Regions from separate parts of the Homo sapiens genome. Here region 1 is linked to region 2. A link is a contact called in ENCODE Hi-C data. All regions are on one chromosome and are shown on one strand. Each heading gives the region's core, a stretch centred on a gene start or an enhancer-like site at or near the end of the contact. The rest is flanking DNA. Distances are from core to core; before and after follow the strand shown. Region 1 overlaps PRKG1 (protein kinase cGMP-dependent 1). Region 2 overlaps PRKG1 (protein kinase cGMP-dependent 1).

The links. Hi-C counts contacts between places; a loop is a spot of excess contacts on that map. Pooled maps may share reads with other maps.
Region 1: a map of body of pancreas shows a loop between it and region 2 (2.3-fold over the local background). The contact joins two enhancer-like sites. A Hi-C loop is called at or near these places in 38 of 168 maps with a recorded cell type or tissue (IMR-90, PC-3, Right ventricle myocardium inferior and 22 more) and 27 of 50 pooled maps.

What each region holds. Positions count from the first base shown.
Region 1 is chr10:51,418,655-51,424,164 of GRCh38, forward strand. The region is part of intron 2 of PRKG1 (protein kinase cGMP-dependent 1); the gene reads left to right. Among named protein-coding and RNA genes, the nearest start is that of MIR605, 120 kb to the left of the region's middle. Within about 2 kb of position 3,822, at least 9 of the 41 ENCODE cell types and tissues checked have a DNase peak (open chromatin) inside an H3K27ac peak, as active enhancers do.
Region 2 is chr10:51,081,037-51,086,507 of GRCh38, forward strand. The region is part of intron 1 of PRKG1 (protein kinase cGMP-dependent 1); the gene reads left to right. Among named protein-coding and RNA genes, the nearest start is that of PRKG1, 9.3 kb to the left of the region's middle. RefSeq lists an enhancer at 1,880-2,401. Within about 2 kb of position 2,720, at least 2 of the 41 ENCODE cell types and tissues checked have a DNase peak (open chromatin) inside an H3K27ac peak, as active enhancers do.

The DNA of each region.
Region 1 (5,510 bases), core at 2,572-5,071, 340 kb after region 2:
AGCTGTTGCTATATGATGAGTGAGGCTGTTTAACAAATGAATGTGCAACTTTGTAATGTGTAGCCAAGATGTAGCCCCATAGAAAACTACAGTGGAGGGCTATTGAATGTGGCAGACACACACACTAATGCAATGAATATTTTAGGGAGCACTATTGGGTAATCTTGTAGGCTGAGAGGGCACATCATCAAGATTCATTAACACCACTCATAATCCAAGGGAAAATTTCCATGCATACATTATGGGAAAGACTATTGTTTAGGATTGCAGATACACATAGCAGGAGTTGCTTTAGATTGTTTTGGGGGCGAAAGTAATATTTTTTTCAGTATTCAAATATGTCTTACGTAGTTATTTCTGATAAGGAAGAAACATTTGTTAATCCAATAGGAAACCATACTAGCTTAGTTATAAAAATTGTATTTTTTTCACTTACTTTTGCAATTTGATCCAATTGAAAAAGTCATGTATTGTGATTTTTATGACAGCATTCTCACATTTCTATCCTTTAAATGTGTTCATATATTTGGGACTTAAAGTTATATGAGAAATAATTTATTTTATTTTAAATTGAAATAGTCACAGGTATACAGCACAGGTGCAGTATATCAGTGACAATCACTGATTCTCAAGGAAGTGAAGGGAGAAGGAGAGGGCAAGCAGTAAATCCTGAGGAATCTTATGTAAAAGAATTGAAGGACCAGTGAAACAAAACAAGATTTTAGTGGTAACCATGGCAACCTCCATGGATAAAGAAGAACATGACGTTTTTTGGTCATTATTATTATTGCATTTCAACATTTATTGACTGACTGCCTGGATGGGATTGGGGCTAATCAATTTTTTCCTGGGAGGAAAAGAATAAATGGAGATGAGGTTTCCCTAAAGGGAAGCCAATGCATTCTAAGAGCTATTAATGAACTTGGGACTGTCAGATGACAAAGGAACATTAAGTTCTCTCTGTTGTACAGTGGAGAGATTTTTTAAACTTAGAGATTATGTCATATAAGGGACAGTGCCCTGACATTTGTGCCAGAGACATCTGACAGGTGAAAAAGATATATGATAAAATTAGTGATGTGGAACCAAAAAAACGCCAGAGGTTAGATTTAAGATTAATCGAGTTCTTGTTCAGAGAGAGAGCCAATAATTTTTTTTTTTTTTTTGGTGAGCTATCTTCTTGTGGAGTCCCTGGGACAAGATTTGTCTAGTGTAGCAGCATAATTAAAGTTCTGCCCTATCAAAGAACAAGTGTTTAGATACATTCTCTTCTGAACTAGTTTAATGCTTGTTCATACCCAGGCACAAGAACAAAACTGTTACAAAACAAAATAACCCCAGAATAAAAGAAAATGAAAGGCTCCTCTTCCATTCTGGGATGTTGGGGGGCAGGTCTGGAAGATAAGCAGGAAGGGGAGTAAAGTCACTGTTTTTATGTCTGGCATTGGCTTGGGTTGTTTGCCAAATGGAAACTGGGGGAGACCTCAGGAAGCTTCCAGTCATGGTGGAAGTTGAAGCGGGAGCAGGCAATTTGCATGGTGAAATTAGGAGCAAGAGAATTGAGAGGTGGGTGCCACACACTTTTAAATGACATAGTATTAGTATTACTATCTGAATAGACCTCCTTCTCTTGAGCAGGATTTCTTAAATCAATCAGCTGGGAATCTGCTTAAAATGAAGATTTTTGGTTCAGTAGAATCATGTAGATTCAACAGAATTTGTTGGGACTCCAGATTTCTTATTTCTAGCAAACTCCCAGTTGATGCCCAGGATGACTGTATCTTAAATTGTAAGGCTTAATCATGGTTGCACCACAGATCACCTGGGGTGCTTTGAAAATTCTTGCTGCCCAGCCCACGTCCCTAAACCAGTGAAAACAGCAAATCCAGAGGTATCATCTAGGGGCTGAGAACCACAGTAGCTATAGGTCAAAGGTGAACCACAGATACATTGATTTGGCTGACAAAGGTTTCACAACTTTTCTTACACTAAAAACATGGGAAGATCTCACATAAAATCTGTACCTTCAGGTTGTATTAGGCCGTTCTTGCCTTGCTCTAAAGAAATACCTGAGACTGGGTAATTTGTTAAAACAGAGGTTTAATTGGCTCACAGTTCTGCAGGCTGTGCAGGAAGCATAGTGCAAGCATTTGCTTCTGCTGAGGCCTCAGGAAGCTTCCAATCATGGTAGAAGCTGAAGCAGGAGCGGGCACTTCACATGGTAAAAGTAGGAGTAAGAGAGGGAGTGGGGAGGTGTCACACACTTTTAAATGACCAGATCTGGTAAGAACTCACTATCACATAGACAGCATCAAGCCTTGAGGGATCTTCCCCCATGATCCAGACACCTCCCACCAGGCCCCACCTCCAGCATTGGGGATTACAATTCAACATGAGATTTGGGCAGGGGCAAATATCCAAACTATATCACAAGTCTTTGTTGAAGAAACAGTATTTCCACCTGGCTGCCATGTGCTGCAGCTATGGCACTCTGTGCCTTTTATTTCTTGTTTGTTTGTTTGTTTGTTTGTTTTAGAAACAGGGTCTTGTTCTGTCACCCAGGTTGGAGGGCAGTGGCATGATTATAGCTCCTGGCAGCTTTGAACTCCTGGCCTCAAGCAATTTTCCCACCTCAGCCTCCCAAGTATTTAATACTATGAGGCACATGTCACCATGCCTAGCTAATTTTTTAAAAATTGTTTTTTGTAGAGATGTTATCTTGCTATGTTGGCCAGGCTGGTCTCAAACACCTGGCCTCAAGTGATCCTCCTGCCTTGGCCTCCTAGAGTGCTGGGATTACAAGAGTGAGGCACTGTGCCTGGCCCCGATACCTTTTAGATAGGTCATAATCTCTCCAGGTCAACCCTGCCTGGAGAGACACTTTCCCCAGTTCCTCGTTTTTCTTCATGGCAACTTTTCAGGCTCTCAGAGCCCTGGTAAGTAGATGAACTGAACTCGCCTTTTTGTTATCTATCCTCCATGTCTGTCTCCTGCACACTTGCTTTGGTGCCCTCTCCAGAGCATCATGTCATAATGTCTCCTCTTGGATGAATGATTTGTAATGTATTCTTCCTTTAAGTTCTTGACTCACACAGGGCAAAGATACTGAATTGTTAGTTTGAGTTATGTTGCCCACTCATTCTAAGATCCCTATTGAAACACTGATATGGAAAAATACTTGTGTAGGAGTCAGGAGCTAGCCTGTTTCTGCTACTTACTGCTATATTGATACTGAACAAGTCACTTAACCTCTCTGAATCTTAGTTTTCCACATTTGTAAAATCATACAATTTGGAGATTGGACCAAATGTCTTTTGAAGATGCGAAGACAGCATCAGCCACCATTACTCATTCACTTCACAAGCTCTATTTATAGAGTGTTTGCTTACTCTGTGCCAGGCACCCTTGAGTGGAGAAGAGATAATGAAAAGGCAAGTTCAGTTCATCTACTTACCAGGGCTCTGAGAGCTTTAAAAGTTGTCATGAAGGAAAGTGAGGAACTGGATCTCCACACATCTCTATTTGCCCAAACAACCTGAGTTGTGCTTGATGTTCAGGCATGATTATTAACCACAATAGTTTCACTCCAAAGTGTTCTGGTTTGGTTAAGAGATCCAAACTCTGTAGTTAGGAAAGGATGGCACTGTGAGGTTTCTGTAAGAAAGGGGACTCCATAGGATGCCACAGCTAGGTGAGTCCTAGACGTTTAGCATGATGGGTAGTACAGAGGGGAGAAAAGCTGTGCCTGCATTGATTATTCACGTGTTTTCATGGGCCAGTTGCCGGCCCCATCCCCTCTGCTTTGCAACATCTCAGAGAAGTCCTGCTAAGCATGTCCCAACTCCAGGCAGCTCCTCCACACAGGGCAGAGTGAATTTGGCCAGACTTGGGGGACTCTTCACATACTTTGTCAGCTCCAACTTCAGCAGCCCTAACAGCACAAGTTCTAGTGATTGTTTTCTGTTTCTAGTCCTTTGTTTCTGTCCTTTTTCATCTTGAATCTTGTATGTTTCCAGGCCTCTGTCTAAGATTCTGCTGCTGAAATTCTCCTGCCTTTCCTTTTTAAGTTTCTTTTTTGTTTTTTAAATCCCTGGTGACCCAGCACTTCACGGGCCACACTCATGCCTGCTGCTGCCATCTAGTGGAGGTACCACAATGTCATGATTGCCTTTATCTGATCAAAACTGGGCTAGGTTATAATTTACTTAAAGGAATTATTCAGACACTGCTTCTGGTTTGAGGGAGGGCGATTGAAGAGTGAAGATGTTTTTACAAAGTATACAGCACTTGATCTCCATTGAAATAGGTTTTTTTTTTTTTTCTGAAAATGGATTATAGAAGCTAACCCTAAAAACACCAATGTACCGGTTCCTTACTTATAGAAGCCAAATAATAGTGGTTTGAAGAGTGAATAACCCAAGGATCTGAAAGAAGAAAGAATAACCATTCACACCCTGTTCAAGCAGAGTTATATTTCTCTATTCAAATCAAGTGTGTGACATCTTGCTTCTTTCCACATGAAGAAGAGATTTTCCAAAATGACACCAGGTTGATCAGCATACTCGATATGTCTGACTTCCTAGCCTGACCTGCAGTAGTTACGCAATCTCTTTCTCTTAATAATGACTTCGAAATTTCACATTGAGAATATAAATTCCATTCTTGCACTTGCAATTGCGTATTTAAAACAACAACCTACCATCTTTCTAATAATGTTGAAGAAGAGATATTTGCTTTCTTCATATCTCTTTGTCTTCCTTGTTCCTCCTTTTTCCAAAAATAGGCATCTATCCTGTCTCCTTTTCCCTATTTCTGGTTCATTCTGATGATTTTTTTTCTCCAGATTTCTTCCTACAAAACCTTCTGTTCACCATAAAGACTCTCAGTGGTTCTCATCTACTTAAGTATTTCAAAGGGATTGAATTTATTTTTCAATTTTTGAGAAAATTTGTTCCTTGTAATGATCTCAATATATTGGTATTCCTCAATATGAATAACAATTGCCAATTAATAATATAAACAAAGCAATATCTATATTATGATGGCTATAGCATTATTATTCCAACCTCCTGAGGGTTTATCTGGAAGGCTAAGATGAATATTTTTAGGACATAGTTCGCAGAGGTCACTGGAATATTTCATCTTCTGTGATTATTTTTTATTTAAAATATGTTGGCCAAAAGCAGATTTTAGAAATAAATGAATAGTAGTTTTACTTAGGGTAAAAATAGGGCATAAATTGAACTATGATCATCATATTAAATTATACTACCATATTATGTTTGCTACATTTGGAGCTGTGTCATGTTTAATATTCCTATGCTGCAATTGTCCTGAGACCATGCTTTCCAAAAATAATACAAAGACTCTTCTGTGCCTTTTGGACTATTATGGTACCTAAATTGAAATATCAAATTGCAGATATTTGAGACTCTGGCATTTTATTGTTGGAAAATACCTAAGATAAAACATACTCTGCTCCCTCTTAATTTTAACATAAAAGAATCTGA
Region 2 (5,471 bases), core at 1,470-3,969:
AAAACTGTCTTATTTCTGAATGAATTTTATAAGCATACTACTCTCCAGCTTTTTTCATTGCTTATAAAATTCATATAAGCATTCCTTCTGGAGGCTCTAGGGGAGACTCCATATCTTGTCTTTTTCAGCTTCTAGAGGCTGCCTATATTTTAAGCGTGAAATTTATAAGCAATGAAAAAAGCTGGAGAGTAGAGTGAGAAGAAGAAATGCATATCGAGGGAACAAGAAAGGGCGAAACGAGATGGGTATTGGTAAAACTATGCCATATTTGCAAGGAAGTTGGAAAATAGTGATAGGCTTTGTGTGCAAGTAAATAGGTGACAAGACTGGAAAAGAGCTTGCAAGTAAGATAGTACTTTATGGATGAAGACTGCCATAGAGAAGAGACACCCAAATTAGAGTATATCGAAGGCTTGCCTTCTTAGGGAGCTATACTGAAGATAGTTTCCCATTAGACCAGTGCTTGTTTTGAATGCATTGTATTGTCCCTTTGAAATGCTCCTTAATTTGACATCATTGAGGACTTGGTGGTGTTTGTGCAGCCAACAGTGCAGAGGACAAGAATAAGGGCAACAACTCAGTGCATCCTGCTTCTGAATGAAAGCATCAAGAATTACACTGCTCATCATCATCAGATTGGGTAACATTTATGGAGCACTAACTCTGTGCCAGGCACTGCTCCTGTGCTTTATATAGATTGTCTCTTTCATTGATTGAATGATTGATTGATTGATTGAGACAGGTTCTTTCTGTCTTATTGCCCAGGCTGGAGTGCAGTGACACAGCCATAGCTCACTGCAGCTTCAAACTCCTGGGCTCAAGTGATCCTCTTGCCTCAGCCTCCAGAGTAGCCAAGATTATAGGCACATAGCACCACACCTGGATAATTTTTAATTTTTTTCTGTAGAGACAGGGTCTCAGTTGCACAGGCTGGTCTTGAACTTCTGGCCTCAAATGATTCTCCAGCATCTGGGCCTCCAAAGAAAGTGCTGGGAATACATATGTAAGCCACCGCACCCCACCTGATCATCTTTTTTTTAGGACAAAAACAACCCTATGAGGAAGATTCTGGATTATCCCAATTTCACAGCATGAGAAAAAGAACTCTGGGGCGCAGAGAAGTGAAGCAACTTGCCCACAGTCACACTAGGTTGAGCCTGAATTTGAGCTCCAGAGCTTTTCTCCTTAGCCACTAGGCTCTCTTACTGCCCAAAGGGTCATGGGGATTAGGTAGCTGCAGGAAAACTTTATGAATAACATATAGGTCATTCTCTGGGGTGTATCTGTTCACCAATAATTAAATAGGAAGCAGAAGGACTCTGGGACTAGTGGAAGAAATAATGTAGGACGGCGGTTCCCAAACTTTCCTGCGCATTAGAATCACATGGGGAACATAAAAATCCAATTCCTAGATTGTACCACAAACCAATTAAAATCAGAATGTCCGGGTGTTGGAAGCTACATATCAGTAATTTTTGATGATTCTCCATGTAACTTTAACGTGTAGCAAAATTTGATAACCACTCTAATAGGAAGATGACAAGAGGAGTGTGTGTGTTTGTTGTGTGTGTACATTTGTGTGTGATATTAAACAAAAGACCAGGATAAAGTGTTCATCTAAAGAGTTGAATGTCTCTATTGGCTAAAACCTTTAAGCACTAGGGGCCTGCGAAAGCATAGCTGGATTTTTTTTTTTGCCAAATTGTACGTGTAGACAAATTGTACGTGTAGTTTAGTTGATGCCTTCTTGTTTATTCTCCTAAACAAGTGATCATTTCCCTACCTAGCCCATTGGTTCTCAAACATAGCTGTATGTTACAATCACCTAGGGAGCTTTAAAACATACATTTGCTGGGCACCACCTCCAGAGCCTATGATTTAATTGCTCTGGGGTAGACCTGAGGTATAGGTATATTATTTTTACTCCCAAAGTGATTATAATATTCAGCCAGGGTTGAGAAACCTCTGCTATGACCCATTCATTGTTGATTGTTACAGACTACTTGAATTCCTATTCTTTGGGGAAGCACCTTTCTTGTTTCTTTTTGAGCAACCCAAGTCCCTGGCTTGCAGTGGAGCCAGGCAGCTTCAGCTCCCCAATCTCCCTAGCATCTGAACCTATCAGCATCACTTTAATCTCTGGGGTTACCTGTTAAGGACCTGGGGCACACAAAAGTGGCAGCAGCTCTGTTCAGTGGGTAAGTTTGTTTCCCCTTTCCTGCCAGCCAGGGTTCCTGGCCACTTTCAAATGTGACACACATTAGGATCAGCTTTCATCCCAAGTTTTTTGTTTGTTTGTTTTGTTTTTAAATTCTTGCTGAGGGCAGCTGCCTCTGTGGCCAGATAGTTTCTTTGGGTCCCAGCTCCTGCTATCCAATGCTAAGTTGAAGGTGAAACAATGATGAGCGCCTCTTGGAAGAGCAGTCCTGGGCTTGTAGCGTCTCTCTTGGTATGTGATGTCTCTGCAGCCAGCTACAGTTTTTTTTTTTTTTCCTACAGATATTTTATCCTTTTAAGGCAAACAGCGTGAGCTCAGGCTGAGGAGTACTTTCCGAGGAGACTTCAGAGAAAGCAGAACTAGCACATCAACCTTTCAGCCCCCTTTCCAGGAGGCTTGGTTTAAGTGGACAGATCTGGGCATTGCTGGCAGTTGAGAGGTCGGAGACGACACCTGCAATAAAAGATCTTGGTGTGTCCCTCATGAAGACTTCCAGGGGAAATGAGAATTCCTAAACCCTGTGGTCAGACCTCACTGCTGCCCCTATTGCCAGCTCTGTGTGTCTTTCCTGCCCTCTGTCCCCTTAGATCCTTGTTACAAAGTCCTCAAGGTGTTGCTAATGGTCTCTGCTAGGAGCCTATTTACATTTGTAATTTAATCATTACCTTCTCAGGTGAGGATCAGCCAATATAGCACTTTATATAAGCAATGAAAATAGCTAATATAATTGCAAATACTTTTTGATAAAAATAATCTTAGAATCGGAGTCAGCAAGGAGCTTTTCTGTCTTTTCCCCACTCCTAAAATATGAAAATGTATTCAGCTGACAGATAGTATGTTAAAACAGAATAGATGTAATAAGGCTACCCGGAGGATTGGGGACATTAATTATGCAGGGAAGTTAATCATAAGTAAAGTAAACACTTTCATTATGAATCCAGCTTCATGGAGTGCATTTGGTTATTGCGCGTAATTGGGGAGGGATAAGAGGAATTAGAAACAATGAAAAACATGACCAAAAACATGTGTTTAATTATTATGACTTAGCAGTTAGAAGCAGAATGATAGGCAGAAGTTGGTGGTAGGACACTGGGAAAATATCTGTGTCTTTGCATTCTTTTATTCCAACCTATGAAAGGATGGGAGTTCATATAAAAAGAAGAAATTAGTGACAATTTACTACCAAGATATACTACTTTCACCTGCATCAAAAATAAAATAATGTTAATTACTTTTGCCTTTCTAAAGATCATAAATGTAAATTAAACTTCAGATTTGCTTTAAGATAGATGTAATTTAATTCACTTCTACATAGAGGTGGAGAGAAAATAATGTAAGCTATTTACTTATGCTTTGGCTGGGCATAAAACATGAGTAAATACCTTACATTATTTTTATGTGATTATAATATGCATCAAAAAACAGATCTAATGTTATTGACCTTCTAATATTTAGTGTCATTTTCTCACTTTTAGACCCTACCTACTGTTAAGAAGTAACATTGTACTTCTTTGAACATGAGGTAATTATAGTATCATCCAGTCAGTTTAATTTGGTTAATTGGATTGAATGTCAATGATGACAAATACACTCTAGTTAAGCAGAATACTTGGACTATTTTCAGAAACAATTGTATTATGGTAATATCAAGCTTTCACCAGATCTTGGCCAAGGAATAAGGAGATAATGTGAGGAAAAAACATATCTTCTGGATATACTGTACATCATCTTAATGGTCCAGTTTTATCAGTAAATTATGGTTTTGACAATGCTTCTAAGTTTGGACTGAAAAGAAAGAAGAAAATATGGCCAGGACAAAAAAGAAAAATGCAAAATCTAAGTTTTGCTCCTCTGGAGTAATTGCTACAGATGGAAAATAGGGTGGGTTGGTCATAAGCTACCATGCCTACAGGTGGCTGGCAAACATGCTGTAAAAGGAAGCACAGCTCCACACTTGTATCTTCCTAATACCTACGTTACCTAATTCACTGGTGACTAAGTAACACGTTTTGTATTAAAGCGAGTAAGAGAAGATAGCCTTAGATTAGATTTGTGCTGGTTTGACAGAGTGTCACCATATCCTTCACAGAGAAATATTAAACATCTGAAAGTGACAGGTACCATTTTGCTAAGCCTGTGTTGACAACTCATTATGTCAGTGGGAAGAGAGAAATAAGAAAATATGCACTGGAATGAACCCTAGAGTGTACACTGCATGCACTGTTGAGTACAGAACTTCATGTGAATCATAGTCTTCATTCTCGGTAATTGCTACTCTTTTATTTTTGAACTTTTGGAGGGTACCAAAGCTTAGAAAAGTACGCCCAAAGACACTTAGAAAAGTAAGAGTAGTGTTTTTTTTTTGGCTGGGAGATCGATTCAGTGAGTTCCTCTCTGAGCAAATGGATTTTACTTAATGTAACTTTTTTTTCAGTTCTGAATGTTAGAGGAAAATCTTTTTACCCCGTAGTGTATGGTACAGTGCAAAATGAAAGAATTGCTCGAAGTTTGTAGTTATTCATTTAATACCTAGCTTTATAAAAATGTAATGTGAACTCCATCATACACTTGTATGAGCAGTGTTTCTTGTTATAGATCTGAAAAGCTTTAGAAATAATGTGAAAGAAAGAATGCTATAACTTTTAAAAAGAATTTTATCCTTGGTCAGGAAAAAGTCATTTTTCTCTTCTTCAAAATTTTACTTCGATTCTTTGTTCTTCATCAAAGGAAAATATGACATGAAAAATTGTGACTTGCCTGATTCTGCTTTCCAGATGTTTTACCATTACTTAGTATGGAAACCTATATTCTCTTGTTGGAAAAAAAGGAACTAAGCGAGAACTAAGTGATTCCCTGTTTATGTAGCACTGAATGGCATACAAATAAGTAGATGTTACTTTGAAACTGTCCTCATGGAAAGCAATGGCAAATAAATAAAATAAGCTCACTGTGAATGAGTTATCTTTTTTAACTTCTTGACACCTTTTACATACTTCATGAATTTATCTAGGCTTTGCCTTTCCGTTGGTTTGCTGAAGGCATTAACATATTTATTTTCCCTTCCTTTTGGCTTTTGGTGGGAAATGCTCAGCTTAATAAAAGTGTTTTCTTTCTGATAGATAACAGCTAAAAGGGTGTAGCCCATGTCCTTTCCAATAACAATAATTAGAGAAAGAACTTCCAGAAATAGAGAATTTAGGCACTTAGAAGCATTATGGATATGTGTGTTTGGGTGTTTGCTTACATGTTTTTA